Linked DNA regions of Homo sapiens: region 1 is linked to region 2. Evidence: read pairs that join two places in POLR2A ChIA-PET (ENCODE). Cell type or tissue: PC-3. All regions are shown on one strand. Links, peaks and the distances in the headings refer to the core of each region. The heading gives the core; the rest is flanking DNA.

Evidence for each region. ChIA-PET counts read pairs that join two places held together with the same protein. Peaks named below come from ENCODE experiments on the same cell type or tissue, not always from the same donor. Only the 100,000 strongest peaks of a DNase experiment are listed, where the experiment ranks them.
Region 1: POLR2A ChIA-PET joins it to region 2 with 11 read pairs; 7 of 35 experiments call an interaction of 5 or more read pairs at or near these places.

Annotation. Positions count from the first base shown.
Region 1 is chr11:66,925,908-66,934,234 of GRCh38, reverse strand. The region is part of intron 3 of PC (pyruvate carboxylase); the gene reads left to right. Among named protein-coding and RNA genes, the nearest start is that of MIR3163, 4.4 kb to the left of the region's middle. In PC-3, for the core only: no CTCF peak of the experiment used is centred there; no DNase peak of the experiment used is centred there.
Region 2 is chr11:67,020,053-67,028,379 of GRCh38, reverse strand. It overlaps SYT12 (synaptotagmin 12), which reads right to left and starts at 5,246. Exons shown (of 8, transcript NM_177963.4): 1 at 4,920-5,246. RefSeq lists enhancers at 534-603, 3,814-4,314, 4,487-4,586, 4,315-4,815, 5,757-6,956. In PC-3, for the core only: CTCF peaks have their summits at 5,522, 6,285 and 6,495 (motif pointing right); DNase peaks (open chromatin) are centred at 3,669 and 5,849; H3K4me3 peaks cover 1,825 bases.

The sequences.
Region 1 (8,327 bases), core at 51-8,050, 94 kb after region 2:
GGGTAGAATATGTGAATCCGAGGCCCTGCAAGATGAGGGGACTCTCTCAGGTGGGTGGAGGAGCTGGTCCTCGCATGTGTGATATTTGAGTTCGTAGGAGGCGGGTGCCCCCGGACAGTGGCAATGGGAGTGAGGCCAGGTGATGAGACAGAGGGTGATGCCCCAGCCTCGCTGGCGTGGAGGAAGGCAGTGGGAAGCCGGCAAGGGTGGAGGTTGTGCCTGCATTGATCACTGTGGAATCCTCAGGGCCTAGCACTTGGGAAGCAATGTTGGAGTGTGCTGGTGGGGCGTAGTGAGCATTAGGGCTGGAAGTTCATTCTGTGAACCCCAGCTGCGTGTTGGGATTTGAGACAATAAGAAGCCCCTGAGATGCTTGAGCCAGGACTACCCAGAGGTGAATGGGATTTTTGGAAAACCTCTGGGCGGAGTGGGTGGCTGCCTGGGAATGGGGAGAGGCAGAGGTTGGGTGGGGACTAGCTCAGCAGGGAATGTAACTCAGACATTCCGGAATGATGCAAGTGGAGGTTAGGGAAGTGGTTGCAATGGGAAGGAGGTGGCAAATATAAAGTGTCACAGAAGAAAAGTTGTCATGGGGCCAAGTGGAGGGAGGGATTGGAGAGCTCTAAATTGCAGCTCAATCTTCATCTTGAAATGCAGGATGGAAAAAGCCACCCCATTTATTTAGCTAAAGGGAGCTGACTCCAAGACCTGAGGTCGGGGAAAAGTGGAGAGACAAATAGAAAAGAAATAGGGAATTGGGACAGGGCACCATCTTTCGGGATGGTGGGCTTTTAAGCCCAACTCAGCATTTCCTGAGAAAATTGAGATAGCTTGAGACCAGAGCAATAAGCGTTGAGACTTACCCGGAGAAAATGTTACCCAGAGAGGAGAAAGGGCTGGTAGGGCCTGAAGATTCTTGAGCTGATTTTCCCCAGTTCTTGCCTCTTAGTGCCTCCCATTTCTCCTCATCTGACGGTTTCTGGGTGAGACAGTTGCATCTCATCTGTGGTAGGCTGCCTACTGCTTGGTGAGCCTGGGCTGAAGGGCTGAGGCCTCTGGAAGAGCTGTCAGGAGAGAGACACCTTCAGGGTACTTGGAGCTTTCGCCTTGCTTCCAGGGCGGGATAGGTGGAAGCTGAAACTGCCTCCTAGCAAACAGATTTACACTGATCAAAACAAAGTATTTGTAGGTGTTAGAGTTAAGAGGTTGAGGTTTTCCGTTGGATTTTTTAGGTGCATGGTGGAAGAGGTATTTTAGACGAAGGATTCTCCTAGCAGACACAAAATATGAATTAAGAACACTTGTTTCTGTTTTTCTCCCAACTACTTCTTGATATTCATAGTTCCTGGTGCTGGGACTTTGGAATGGGTTTTGGTGTGCAGAAAAGACAGGGCATTTGCTGCCAACAGGGGACATAATTGAGACTAAATTCACAAGATAAGGGATGGTATGATTTACCTTCCAAGAAAAGATCTGTGTCTGGTCCTGTATCTGGCTTCTTTCTTTATTGCTTTTGCAGTTCTGAATCAGTTTTCTTTCCCCGATGGCTAGCTTCTCCAGCTGGAGAGAACACACAGTTTAAAGAGGCTTTCCCCCCAGGGCCAGATTAAGGATACTTCTGGGCTAAAGGGCAAATGCAGCCATTCCTAGCAGATTTATGGCCCCGAAAGGACATTTCGGCCACTGCATCTGCGAGATTTTTGTCCCACATCAGCTAGCCCAGCAGCGTAAGCCCAAGGGTTTAGTCATTGACAGAGTCCAACCAAGGGGTCTCTGTGGAACCCTGGGCTTGAATGGGCTGGAGTTCTACCCTCCCATTGAAATCATTTGAGATGGTAGAGTGCCTTCCATGCTGAAAACAGGTCTCATGTAACAGTTACTGATGGGGCCAAGGAAGCCCAGGTATGACCTAGGTAACTCCTCAGAGATGCTACTGTTGAACCTAATAGTCTTCTAGCAGGTTACCAAGCGGTAATCCAAAGAGTTAGTGTTTAACTTAAAAAAAAAGGTATTCAGTTTAGCTATGTAATACTTGCACCTTGTACAAACATTGAAATGTATGAGTCTCCTTTTTCCTCTCTCCCCAGTAACCCAGTCCCCTCCCAGGAGGCCACTTCCGGTTAAATTATCTTGTCTGTCCTCTTGGAGGTGGTCTGCCCTTTGAAATAGAAACATATTTCCTTTTTTCTTTTTCTTTTTCTTTTTTTTTTTTTTTTGAGACAGAGTCTCGCTCTGTCGCCCAGGCTGGAGTGCAGTGGCGTGATCTTGTCTCACTGCAAGCTCCGCCTCCCGGGTTCACGCCATTCTCCTGCCTCAGCCTCCTGAGTAGCTGGGACTACAGGCAACTGCCACTATGCCCGGCTAATGTTTTTTGTATTTTTAGTAGAGATGGGGTTTCACCGTGTTAGCCAGGATGGTCTCTATCTCCTGATCTTGTGATCCACCTGCCTTGGCCTCCCAAAGTGCTGGGATTACAGGCGTGAGCCACTGCGCCCGGCTACAGAAACATATATCTATTGTTTGTTTCTCCTGTGCCCTTTCTGCTCCATGCCCTTTTCATTTATCAGTGTATCTTGGAAATCGTCCGATGTCAGCACAAATAAAAAGTCTGCAGTACTCTGTGTGCCATTGCATGTTTTTTTTTCTTCATTTTGCCATTTGTTTATTGCAAAATCCCACACTTAACAGAAGACATGTTTAAAACATATGAGTATGTTAAAACAAAATAGTAAAATGAACATCTATGTTCCCATCCCTAGGTTAAGGTTAGGACCATATAAGCCCCCTATGTTCCCTCCCCGGTTGAAGTCCCTTCCCTCAGCTATTCCTTTTTTTTTTTTTTTTTTTTTTCTTGAGATGGAATCTTGCCACTCTGCTGTCCAGGGTGGAGTGCAGTGGTGCCATCTCGGCCCACTGCAACCCCTGCCTCCTGGGTTCAAGTGATTCTCCTGCCTCAGCCTCCTGAGTAGCTGGGACTACAGGTGTGTGCCACCATGCCCGGCTAATTTTTGTATTTTTAGTAGAGACGAAGTTTCACCATGTTGGCCAGGCTGGTCTTGAACCCCTGACCTCAGGTGATCCGCCCACCTCAGCCTCCCAAAGTGCTGGGATGACAGATGTAAGCCACCACACCTGGCACCCCAGCTATTCTGAATTTTGTGATATTTATTCTCTTGTTCTTGTTAGTTTTCCCACCGATAGCCAACCTCTGAATAACTTATTGTTGAATTTTGCCTGGTTTTGAACACCTGGACATGGAATCCTACAGTAGATTTCTGTGACTTGCTCAGCATTACATTTGTGATTCGTCCATGTGGATGCACATGGCTCTGTTCATGTTCACTGCCGTAGAGCTTTCCATTGAATGAATATCCACAGTGTGTTGATCCTTTCTGTTGCCCTGTTGCCAAGAAGGCCTTGGTCTGCCTTTTGTTTTTTTTCCTCTCTCAGGAATAACCCTGCTGGGAACTTTTTTTTTTTTTTTTTTTTTTTTAAGACAGAGTCTTGCTCTGTCGCCCAGGCTGAAGTGCAGTGGTGTGATCTTGGCTCACTACAACCTCTGACTCCCGAGTTCAAATGATTCTCCTGTCTCAACCTCCCAAGTAGCTGGGATTACAGGGGTGTGCCACCATGCCCAACCAATTTTTGTATCTTTAATAGAGACAGGGTTTCGCCATGTTGGCCAGGCTGGTCTTGAACTCCTGAACTCAGGTGATCCGCCTGCCTCAGGCTCCCAAAGTGCTGGGATTACAGGCATGAGCCACCACGTCCAGCAGGAACATTCTTACATATGGCTCCTGGAACACATGAGCAAGAATTTCTGTGGGGTATAAACTAGGAGTGGAGTTGCTGGCATGTCTAACTCTTCTAGGTTATCCGAAACCAAAGATTTGAGGTTTTGAAAACTAATTTGCCCTTCTCCTGCCATCAGTAGGAGCACTGAGTATTTTCTGATCGCCCAGGTAGTACAACTTTGGACTGCAAGTCTGTGTGAGGGCTGTTTTGTGATTGCAGCTTCTTGGGGGGAGTTTTTTGTTTTTCTACCTGCTTTTGTTTTTCTACCTGCCAAGGATTTAGACAGTTGATTTTTCTTGCAGGTAGCTCTTGGGGACAGGGAAGGGTACATCAAGTTTCTTGGTGGTTCACTGTTACGTTAAGGGAGTATCCTTTGGAAGTCCCAACTTCACTGGGGGTAAGATCTCTTTAGATTTCCCACCGTGGCTGGGCTCTGGGCCGTGCTTCTGTGACCTTTTGAGGCTTTGAAAACTGAAGCTCAGGTTTGCCTAGTTCTGCAAATGCCATCTAGATAAAAGCTTCAGTGTTAACTTACCTCCCTGTTTCTCCTCCTTAGGGTTTTAGCCTGAATGTTCCTTATTTTCTTGCCAGCTTGCCTATGCTTTTAAGACAAAATTTAATCTGGCCAGGCGTGGTGGCTCATGCCTGTATTCCTAACACTTTGGGAGGACAAGGTGGAAAGATCACTTGAGCCCAGGAGTTTGAAACCAGCCTGGGCAACATAGTGAGACCTCCATCTCTGTTTCAAAAAAATATGTAAAAAATAAAAAGAAGGCCAGGCACCGTGGCTCACACCTGTAATCCCAGCACTTTGGGAGGCCGAGGTGGGTGGGTCACTTGAGTTCAGGAGTTCGAGACCACCCTGGTCAACATGGTGAAACCTTGTCTCTACTAAAAATACAAAAATTAGCCGGGCATGGTGGCATACACCTGTGGTCCCAGCTACTTGGGAGGCTGAGGCAAGAGAATTGCTTGAACCTGGGAGAGAGAAGTTGCAGTGAGCTGAGATTGGGCCACTGCACTCCAGCCTGGGGGACAGAGCGAGACTCTGTCTCAAAAAAACAAAACAAAAATAAAGTAGCACTTTCAAGATGAGCCTTTGCATCCCTAGGGTTATGGCTTCCATTCTCAGGGGTTGCTGGATTTCACATTTGAGAAGTAAGGCTGCCAGCACCACAGCGATGAGACAGAAGTGGTTTCGGCCACTCCCCCAGAATTTTAGTACTATGCCTGGGCCTGGAAATCTGACTCATATTTCAAACTCACATGACACTGATTTGTCCCAGAAGGCTACTTTATGGATTTATAATGGGAGATAGAATCTCTGGGGTCAGCCTCTTCTGGTTTAAAGATCCTTGGTTGACCTGTCGGTACTAGGTAAGTCTTAGATGGTGGCTAAGTCCATTCTAGCATTCAATAAATAGTACAGATAGGGTTGCTTACAGAGCAGGAATCATACACAGGCCCTTTTAAAAAATGGTATGACCCTATTTTAGACCCTGACCCTCCTTGTCCCTGGTTGCAGATTCCCACTTTCATGTAGTGTTTCTTTCCCAAATATTTTGCTATTTTAGCCTTTTGATTTCTGAAATTGCCCATAATAAGTAATGCTCATGGCCAGGCACGGTGGCTCATGCTTGTAATCCCAGCACTTTGGGAGTCGGAGGTAGGTGGATCACTTGAGGTTGGGAGTTCAAGACCAGCCTGACCAACATGGAGAAACCCCGTCTATACTAAAAATACAAAATTAGCCAGGCAAGGTTACACATGCTTGTAATCCCAGCAACTCAGGAGGCTGAGACCAGAGAATCGCTTGAACCTGGGAGGCGGAGGTTGCAGTGAGCTGAGATCGCTCCATTGCACTTTAGCCTGGGCAACAAGAGCGAGACTCTGTCTCAAAAATAATAATAATAATAATAATTAATGCTCACATTATTTTTTTTTTTGCACTACTAGGTAGACTGAACACCCCATGGTCATTCTGCTGCTGCCAAGTTCATCTTGGTAGGTGCTAATTTCAGGCTGGCCTGATTCTTGTTTTTTTTTTTTTTTTTGAGATGGAGTCTCACTCTGTCGCCCAGGCTGGAGTGCAGTGGCACAATCTCAGCTCACTGCGATCCTGCCTCCTGGGCTCAAGCAATTCTTCTGCCTCAGCCTCCCAGGTAGCTGGGACTACAGGTGTCCACCACCGCGCCTGGCTAATTTTTTTGTATTTTTAGGAGAGATGGGGTTTCACCGTGTTAGCCAGGATGGTCTCGATCTCCTGACCTTGTGATCCGCCCGCCTTAGGCTCCCAAAGTGCTGGATTACAGGTGTGAGACACCATACCCGGCCTGCCACAGGTGGGCTTCTGAAGGTGGTAGACCCTGGAGCCAAGCAGTGGCACAACATAGGCATCTGAAATCCACACGTCCCTTTGTGGCTTCATGTCTGTGGCCGAAACCAACAAGCAGATGTATAGTGTTATGTTTGCTTGTATTGTTCATCTTAGAACTTAGTTCCCTCTCTGTCTCTTCATGTAAATTTCTCCTTTACATTATTTTCTTCTTTCTCTTAGTCCCAATTCGACAAACCTTTCTTGTTTCCCATGATCTAGTCTCCAGGCTTCCTTACTACCCTCTCCCCTTGAGTAGGCTTGACACCATCCAGCCCTTTCTAGTGGGGAAAGCAGAACCCAAAGTTGGCATCCCAGATTCTATCTTTTTTTTTTTTTTTTGAGACGGACTTTCGCTCTTGTTGCCCAGGCTGGAGTGCCGTGGCACGATCTCAGCTCACTGCAACCACTGCCTCCCGGGTTCAAGCGATTCTCCTACCTCAGCCTCCCTAGTAGCTGAGACTACAGGCACCTGCCACCAGGCCCAGCTAATTTTTTGTATTTTTAGTAGAGATGGGGTTTCACTGTGTTGGCCAGGCTGGTCTTGAACTCCTGACCTCAGGCAATCCACCCACCTCAGCCTCCCAAAGTGCTGGGATTACAGGCATGAGCCACTGCGCCCAGCTTGCCTGGCTGATTTTTAACAGTGACTTTTAAATTTCTACTGCCATCCAGCGCATTCCTGGGCTGCTGTGTGTGTTTCCTATCAGAGAATGAAAACCAGAGGAGTACGGGAGTACACTGGTGTGGCTGGGAGTCGAGCTCTAGAGTCATACTGCTGAGTTCAAGTCCTTGACTAATTAAAGCATGACTAGGGGAGGCCAGCCTGGATAGTTAAAAATTACATATTTAAAATGTAATATATGTGTGAGCGTTCACAGCAGCGTTATTCAAATACAAAAAAAAATTAGCTGGGCATGATGGTGCATGCCTGTAATCCCAGCTACTCAGGAGACTGAGGGTGGGAGAATCGCTTGAACCTGCGAGGCAGAGGTTGCAGTGAGCCGAGATCATGCCATTGCACTCCAGCCTGGGCGACGAGAGCAAAACTCCGTCTCAAAACACAAAAAAAGAGCCAAAAGGTGGAAACAACCCAGATGTTCATCAACCAATGAATGGCTAAACAAAATGTGGCCTACCCATCCAGTGGAATGTTGTTCAGCCATAAAAAGGAGTGAAGTTCTGACACATGCTACGACATGGATGAACCATGAAAACATTGTGCTAAGCAAAAGAAGCCAGACACAAAAGGTCACATACTATATGACATTTCTAGGAAATATCCAGAATAGGCCATAGAGATGGAAAGCAGATTACTGGTTGCCAGGGGCTGGGGGTGGGTGGGAATGGGGAATGACAGCTAGTGGTACCAGGTTTCTTTTTGGAGTGATGAAAAGGTTCTGGAATTGGATAGTTGGTTACCAACATTATAAATATGCTAAAAACCACTGAACTGTATAGTACTGGTAACCAGAATATGTGCATCATTAGGCCTATATATTAAACAATTCTAGTTGGTCATGTCCCTAGACCCCGGTTGTGTTGACTTGCCATGATTTGTTTAACTGTTTGCCTACTGTTGAATACTTGGCTTATTTCCAGGATTTTGTGATCATTGATAATGGTAAGCCTTACTTTCAAAGTCTGATAAGCTTTTTAAAAAATTCTGCTTCCTATGTGATGCCAAGCACTTAAGAAGTACTCTATAAATATTTATTGAATTATCTTTGCTTGCTATTCCTGTTTCATTAGTGTAGATAATTACTTTCTGTTCCAGATTATTTCAAAAGAAAATATTCCTTAAACTGTTAGCCTTTCAGTAAGAGCTGTACATTTTATATTTGTAAGTGGTATATTTCAGATAGAAATAGTTTGCTTGCCTTTTCTGATCACAAGGGTAATATCTGCTAATTATAAGAGATTCAGATAATGGCCTTGCCTGGACAGTGGCCTTTATCACAGTCCTCCAAGCAATTCCACATCTGCAAAGAAACATGCTTCTTATCTTTTTGCCATATCATTTCATTATCTTCTCTGCATCTTGAGTTTGACTCATTTTCTTCTAAAAAACTTCTTAGATACCTTCTGCTAGACAGTAGCCTACGATGTATGATGCCATTGCCTTCTTTTTTTTTTTTTTTTAACTCCCCTCCCTGTT
Region 2 (8,327 bases), core at 306-8,305:
AAGGAGATGTGCGTTGTCATGGTGATGGAAGGGTGGTGCTAAGCCAGGAAGGGCTTCACCCATCCTGACTAGAGTGGAAGCTCATTCCTGGGCCTGGGCTGGAGATAATGATAGTAATAGAGAACCTTGTCGAGCCCTTCTTACACATCAAGCGCCATTCTAAGCACTTTGCATTTATCTGACCTCATTTAATTTGCCTAACAGCCCCATGAGGTAGGTACTATTATTATCTCTGGTTTGCGGGTGAGAGTCCCAGGGCGTAATTTGCCCCAGGCCACACAGCTAATAAACTGTTCAACCCAGGCCAACTGGCTCCATGCTCCTAACCACTGTGTCTCACTGCAAGTGGGCATATGGTTTCCAAAAAGTTTCCTAAGAATCTGCAGGTCAAATGGGTCACCATGTACCTGCCCAAGGTGGTCCTAGCTCCTGGCGGAAGCTGGTCTGGATACGCTGAAACACATGCTAATGTACACACACGCACCTCCCAGCCTGCTTCTGCCTTGCCGGGAATCAGATAAGCCATCGGCTTTTTCCTGCTTACCTGGCACAAGCTGACTTTGCAAGAGTGGGGCCAAGCTGGGACAGCCAATGCCCGCAGCACGCGAGCAAGGTATGCATGGCAAAGTACACCCCACAGCACAACAGGCGTGGTACGGGACAAAGCCTCAAGCTGCATCTGGCCTCTGGCTGTCGGGGGCCCCATCACCTCCATGGCTGGCCCAGCTCAGACCCCAGACTCCCACGCTGTCTGTTCTTTCCTCTCCCTTTAACACGACATCCTTTCCCAGGGAGCTGAGATTTCAGTGAGGGTGTGAATGACTGCTAGGCACACCCCAGACAGAAGTTCCTTCTTTTTTTTTTTTTTTTTTTTTTTTTTGAGACAGAGCCTCACTGTGTCACCCAGGCTTGAATGCAATGGCGCGATCTCAGCTCACTGCAACCTCTGCCTCCTGGGTTCAAGTGATTCTCCTGCCTCAGCCTCCCAAGTAGCTGGGATTACAGGCATGAGCCACCATGCCCAGCTAGTTTTTGTATTTTCAGTAGAGACGGGGTTTCATCATGTTGGCCAGGATGGTCTTGAACTCCTGACCTCAATGATCCTCCCATCTTGGCCTCCCAAAGTGCTAGGATTACAGGCGTGAGCCACCGCCCCTGGCCTCCAGACATATGTTCCAGCCTGGTGCCCTGTGAAGGCAGAGCTCATTTGCCTGAGTGGAGGGAGAAGAGAACTGGGAGAGAGGTCGAGGCTCCTAGAGGGTGTCATCCTGAGCACAGGGTTTGTAGTCAGCTGCACCCAGCTCTGACTCCCATACCTGCCCCTGGCTAGCTGCAGTGGCCTTGGGTAATTTTCTTAGTCTCTTAGAGCCTCAGTTCCCCACCTGTAAAGCAGATGTGAGGCTGCCAGGAGGGTGGAATGAGAAGGTACGTGTAGTCAGGCTTGGCACATATTGGTTGCTGTGGTTAGCAGCCTGGTGATGGCCCATACAGACCCCCTAACCCCTAGTCTGGGCAGTGTGGGCAGCACTGCCAGCCTACAGATGTGTTTATTTGTCTTACATTTAAGTGAGTTGCCAACATTTTAAAATTGAAAAATTTAGCTGGGTGCAGTGGGTCATGCCTGTAGTCCCAGCTACTGGGGAGGCTGGTGTGGGAGGATCTCTTGAGCCCAGGAGTTCAAAACCAGTCTGGACAACATAGTGAGACTGTGCCTCAAAAAAAAAGTGTGTGTGTGTGCGGGGAGAGTTTCCCATTAAAAATTGATTTAAAAAGGATTTCCAGCTTCCCTTTGAAAATTAGAAGATCTGGCCGGGCGCGGTGGCTCAGGCCTGTAATCCCAGCACTTTGGGAGGCCGAGGCAGGCGGATCACCTGAGTTCGGGAGTTTGAGACCAGCCTGACCCACACGGAGAAACCCCATCTCTGCTAAAAATACAAAATTAGCCGGGCTTGGTGGCACATGCCTGTAATCCCAGCTACTTGGGAAGGCTGAGGCAGAAGAATCGCTTGAACCTAGGAGGTGGAGGTTGCAGTGAGCCAAGATCGCACCACTGCACTCCAGCCTGGGCAACAAGAGCAAAACTCCATCTCAAAAAAAAAGAAAGAAAAGAAAAAAAGAAAGTTAGAAGATATGGGGACAATGGGTTTGCATCCCCCGACTCCAACAGGAGTTGGAGCTAAGTCGGCATTGCCCCTTCCCTGGCTGCTCCCATCCTTCCATTCACTGCTAGAACCTGTTGAGCCCTGGAAGCATCCCTGCTCATAAGCCTGGTAAAGTGGGCTTTGAATGAGCTACTTTTTTTTTTTAATTAATTTATTTTTTTGAGACGGAGTTTCGCTCTTTCACCCAGGCTGGAATGAAGTGGTGTGATCTCACCACGCCCAGCAAAGCTGTGGGAGATTAAGAGAGGTTAAGTGACTTGCCCAAAGCCACACAGCCAGCGGTGGTAGAGCTGGGCCTGGCAGTCATTCCTGTAGCCCAGTCCAGCCCCTCTTCCATTAGCAGTGACAACCCTCATGCCGTCTTCCCCATCACCCGTAAGACCCATGGGGCAAATCCTGTTACTACCCCCTCCTCCACGGAGGAGGAGAGGGAGGCTCAGAGAAGGGCAGTGAATTGGCCCGAGGTCACCCAACCAGTGAGGAGGAAGCTCAGACCAAGCCGCAAGTGCTGCTGTGCAGCCAGTGCCCTTCTCAAGGGCTTTGCTCACTATCCCCGAGACCCCTTGACTCTGTCTCACCTGGGACCACCTCAGTGGGCTCCCGCTGGCAGCCTGGAGGTCTGCCAGGCAGAAGGACTGTGTCTTTGGCTAGAAGAGGATAGCAATGAGGTACAGTGGGACCAGGGCAGCCTGTGACCAGAGCATCCCCGGTGTCCAGACACACAGCAAAGAGCATAACATGGGGGACCAGAGTGGCTCCAGACCCTCACTGAGCTCCCAGACTGCACATCCCTACCTCTGCAGCACCCCTCCCCATCTGACCAATTCGTTCAGTCCCAAATCCCCAGACCCTAAACTGCACAGAGCTTACTCATTGAAAACAGCTCTAGGTTCAAATTCCAGCTCGATCATACCTACCTAGCAATATCTCCTTACTGCTACATGCATGTGGACATAACATGTGCTAAGTGCTTAGCACTGTGCCTGGTTGTAGTAGGTACACAATGTGGACATGATGATTCAGTGGATTAATGGATCCCCCTTTTATAGATGAGGAAGCTGGGGCCCCAGGTCACCTAGCATACAAGTAGCAACACTGGGATTGGTGCCAGGGTGCAATGGATCTGGGCCTGGGCTCTTGGTCACCATGCTGACTCCTGAACAGGCAGGCCTTTTGGGGTGGGGAGTTGGAAGAGCCCCCCACTTCCCCCAGCTTTGCTGGAATCAGACCATGGCAGAGGCCCCTCCTGGGCTTGTCAGAGAATTGGCTTTCCATGAATGTTGTGCCTCGGCGGGGGAGAGGGGCCCTCTGTCCCTGCCTTCTGCTCCACCCCACCTCCTTGCCCAGTGTCCTCACATCATTCTCTGGCTAGCAAGGCAATGGGAAGGGTCGGGAGTTGGGCCCAGGAGAGCCTCATCCTTCAACCTGTGAGCCTCTTCAGGATCTTTAGGTTGAAACCTTTTCAAGTACCCCTCCTCCGCTTTCTGAGATAACCACATCCTGCTGCCATCCCCCAAACAGCCCACAGAAACCGCAGGACAGACTGGCTGGGAGGTGCTGGCTGGCATTTATTGGGCACCTACTGTGTGACTTGCCCTGTGTTATCTCAGCACCGCAGCCCTCTGAGGGGGCTGCTACCCTGCTCCTTGTACTGGAGAGGAAACTGAGGTGCAGTGTGGGCAGCGCTGCCAGCCTACAGATGTGTTTTATTTGTCAGTCAGTCACCAGAGCTGACAAGTGGCAGAGTCCGGGTTTGAAACCCAGGCTGGGAGCCCCCACTCTGCAGAGCTGCTTAGGAAAGCTTTCAGACTTCAGAGTAGGGAGGCTGGGGGCTTGGGGACTTGTCCTAACCCTTCTTCACACTGGCTGTGGTAACTTCGGTGGGTCTCCTGCCCTCTCTGAGCCTCAATTTCCCCATTTCTAATAGGAAGCACTATTGCTGCTGCTCTCTAAAACTGTCATCCCCTGACGGGGAGAAGGAGCTGACATTCCATGGTGCAGCTTTCCCAGGCTTTTGGGAATGGAGGAGGGTGCACACAGTCTCTCTGCAGCCCCTGGAAGAGAGCTCCCAGGATGGCCAGCTCAGGGCCTTCCACCCACAGGCCAGGCTCCCGGCCCCCCACCTCCCTCCCCCAACTTCAGCCCAAATCTACAGCCTTGAGGCCCTGAGTCTGGGCAAGCTTCCTCCCCTGCCCCGCCATACCCCTCTCCTAAGCTCTGGAAAGCCCCCCACTCAGGCTGGTGCCACCGGCGGCTGAGGGTCATATCTGGCTCTTCACACGGCCAGGGCCTCCTCGGGCTGGGGTGCAACGTTCCCCTCCAGATTGGGACGGTTCCTGCAGACCCAGCGCTCCTGCCTCGGGAACCTCCAGGGTGTATGGGGACCGGAGTGTCGGGAGGGGGTGCGAAGCCAGAGCAGGGACAGTGAGGACAGTCAGGGCGCTGAATGCGAAAGTGAGGGGCGTGTGTGCAGCGTGGGCGCGGGGAGGCGTGTAAATGGCCGGGTGAGCCGCGTGTGTGCACATGCGGGGCGTGCGATGCGATGCGCACTGCGCGGAGTGGCCGGGCCGGGTAAGGGCGCCCAGCGTGCGCGGTGCCCGGCATTCGTTCGTGTGCAAGCGCGGCGCGGAGGTGCAGGAGCGCGGAGTGCGCGGGGCTCTGGGGTCCCGGGCCCAGGGCCCGAGGAGGGGGCTGCGTGCGTCCGCGATCAGGGTGCGATCCCGGCCGCGCACGGGGGTCGGCGGGGTGCGTACTCACCCGGGCTCCGCGGAGGGGCCGCCGCTCCGGCTGGGCTCCAGCTGCCGGCCCGCCTCCCGCAGCGCGCACGCACCTGCGCCTAGCCCGGCCGCCGGCGGCAACGCCACCCCTGCAGTGTCGCCGGGCTCCCGCCTCCGAGGAGCGCGGCGCGGGCCGGGGGCTCGGCCGGGCCGGGGCGGCGGACCGGAGCTGCGCCGCAGTCCGGGCACGCTCCCAGGAGCCCGCCGCGCGCTCCCTCGCGCTCGCCCGCTTGCCCGCCCGCTCCCTCTTGAATTTAAAGTGACAAGCTCGAGCGCTGTCTCTGCTCCTGGGGTCCGAGCCGGAGATCCCCAAGCGCGTCCGGGATCCAGGGACGCCCTGAGGCCAAGCCCAACCCCTCGCTCCCACGCCTGGGGACAGGGGTGGGTGGGGACGTGCCCACAGGCCTCTGAGAGGCAGGCCAAGCACTGGACTCAGAGCCAGCCGGCCTGGGTTCTAGCCCCAGCCTCCGCGCCCTGGGTTATCCTGTTCTCTTTCTAGGCCTCAGTTTCTTTACCTTAAAAACGGACCCGATACTGCGCACCTCCGGGAGCCAAGGAAAACAGCGACAGGAGGCGCAGCGGAAAGTTTCCCCTTTTCTGAATGGATAATTACTCCCTCCCACCACGATTGAGCTGTAGGTCAGCTCTGTGCTGGTGCCTTACAACATCATCTCAGTCCTCACCGTGGCCTAATCTGGTCGTGGTGACTCCATTTTTTACATGAAGAAACAGGCTCAGAGAGGTGACCAAGGTCACAGAGCCAAAGGTCAGAGCCAGAATTGAACCCAGGTCTGTGTGACTTCAAACTCCATACCTTTAACCACTAAGGGGTCGTGCTTTCTCTCCCAAAGGAATGAATGAATCATTCAGGAGATATTTATGACGCCCCCGCAGGGGCTGGGCACAGTGCCAGGTGTGGGCGATCTTCCATCTTCCGGGAACAGGGGACAGGTCCCTCCCTGCCCGCGCAGTCTGGCAGTGAGGCACGGCTTGCACTGGGAGGGGCTGGGTGCGGGGGAAGGTGCCACATGTTGTGGGCACAGTAACCAGGGGAGCAGGCTGGGTGGACACCTGGGGAGACCTCTCCAACGGTCTGGGGTGGGGGAGGAAGAGGGGCGAGGATCCCAGATGGGGAGCAAGTGTGCAAGGGTGGCAGTGCTTCCTGGCTCATCTACACTCTGGGCCTTTAGAGCTGAGGGCAGCCTGTGGGCACTGACCTCTCAGTGGAGGCTGGGTCTGTGCTGGCTTGGTGCAGTGTGGGCATCCTTGGTCTAGAAGACAGGATGCTGGGGAGCCCTAGAAAGAGAGTTGCATCTGGCTAACACGGTGAAACCCCGTCTCTACTAAAAATACAAAAAAATTAGCCAGGTGTGGTGGCGGGCGCCTGTAGTCCCAGCTACTCGGGAGGCTGAGGCAAGAGAATGGCGTGAACCCAGGAGGCGGAGCTTGCAGTGAGATCGCGGCGACTCCGTCTCAAAAAAAAAAAAAGAAAAGAAAAAGAAAAAAAGAAAGAGAGCTGCATCTTACCTTCACCCACAGGGGGCGCTTTTGTCTTCATTTCATTTCCTGGACCTGGAACAGAACAAAGAGAAAGGGCATTATCATGGGGCGGGGGGCCTGGGTAATGGGCCCTGAGCTTTCACTGCCATTTCCCATTTAACTCAACCTTCACAGCCAGCTGCAGCTTTGGTACGATTGAGTCCATTTGAGTCCATTTTCTTCGCAGGACACCCAGGCCTGGGGAATGAATGGCCGAGTTTCTGGTTTGGAAGGGAGTTGGGAGTCAGACACATCATCAGGGCATAAAAGGGGCCAGACTCTAATAGGGTATTCTACCCAAGCAACAAAAGACAAAGTTGAGGCCAGGCACAGTGGCTCAAGCCTGTAATCCCAGCACTTTAGGAGGCTGAGGTAGGGCGGATCACTTGAGGCCAGGAGTTCGAGACCAGCCTGGCCAACATGGTGAAACCCCGTCTCCACTAAAAATGCCTGTAGTCCCAGCTACTCAGGAGGCTGAGGGAAAAGAATTGCTTGAACCTGGGAGCATAGGCTGCAGTGAGCCGAGATTGGCCTGGGCAGCAGAGCAAGACTCCATCTCAAACAAACAAAAAAAAAAAGCAAAGTTGAGGCTGGTCCAGTTCTGGTGTCACACTGGGGAGCTGATGCAGGGGCGGGAGTGAGCTTGAAATGAGAGATCTTGTCAATTTCATGTTGAACACCCTTCAATGATCAGAAAAGCGTACACGGGTGCACCAAAAGACAAGGATAGAATGTTGACAGTAGCCCCAAACAGGAGACCACAAATGCCCATTATGAATCAAATGCACAGATGCATTGTGGTGTAGTGACACAATGGAAGACTGTGCCACTAAGAAGAGAAGCAAAACTACAACCACTAATGAAAGGCGAGTGAATCCACCTTTCAGGCTCACGCCTGTAATCCTAGCACTTTGGGAGGCCGAGGCAGGTAGATTGCCTGAGCTCAGGAGTTCGAGACCAGCCTGGGTAACAAGGTGAAATGCCGTCTCTACTAAAAAATACAAAATTAGCTGGGCGTGGTGGTATGCACCTATAATCCCAGCTACTCGGGAGGCTGAGGCAGGAGAATCGCTTGAACCCAGGAGGTGGAGGTTGCAGTGAGCTGAGATCACGCCACTGCACTCCAGCCTGGGCGACAGAGACTCCGTCTAAAAAAAAATGGTGGGTGAATCTCACAAACGTACTGCTGAGCAACAGAAGCTGGACACAGAGAACGCTGCTGATGGATGCATTTATAGGAGGTTCAAAGACAAGCAAAACTACTCTGTGCATGGGACTCTGGTCCCCATGGGGGTGGTGACTAGAGGGGCCTACGGGAGGATGCTGGGGTGCTGGTCACATTCTGGTTTTGATCTCAGTGCCCATCTCCTGGGTGTGTTCACTTTGTGAAAATTCATGGCATTGTACACTGATGATTTGTACACTTTTGTGCATGTGTGATATGCTTCTGTACAATTTACAAAAACAAACACATCTCATGTGGCTGCATGCTGCACTGGAAATGGAAGCCAAACTCCTTTCTGGGGCCTACAGACCCTGCTGGCCTCTCTGAACTTTCATGCCACCATCCCTGTCACCTGCTGAGCTCCTGCCTCCTGGGCCTTCTGGCCTTCCTGACGCCTGACAAGCCATTCTCCGCCTCAGGGACTCTCCCTTGCTGGTCCCTTTGCTTGGAGTGTTTTCCCTGCTCTCACCAACAGCTTCCTCCGTCTTCTGTGCATCACATCCTACAGAAGTCACCTCCTCCGAGCAAAGCCCCTACTCATTCTTCCTTGACCTCTGGGACCTTTGGGACCAGTTCCTGAAGAGCAGTGCACCTCAGGGGAGGCCCCACCCTGAGGTTGGCCTG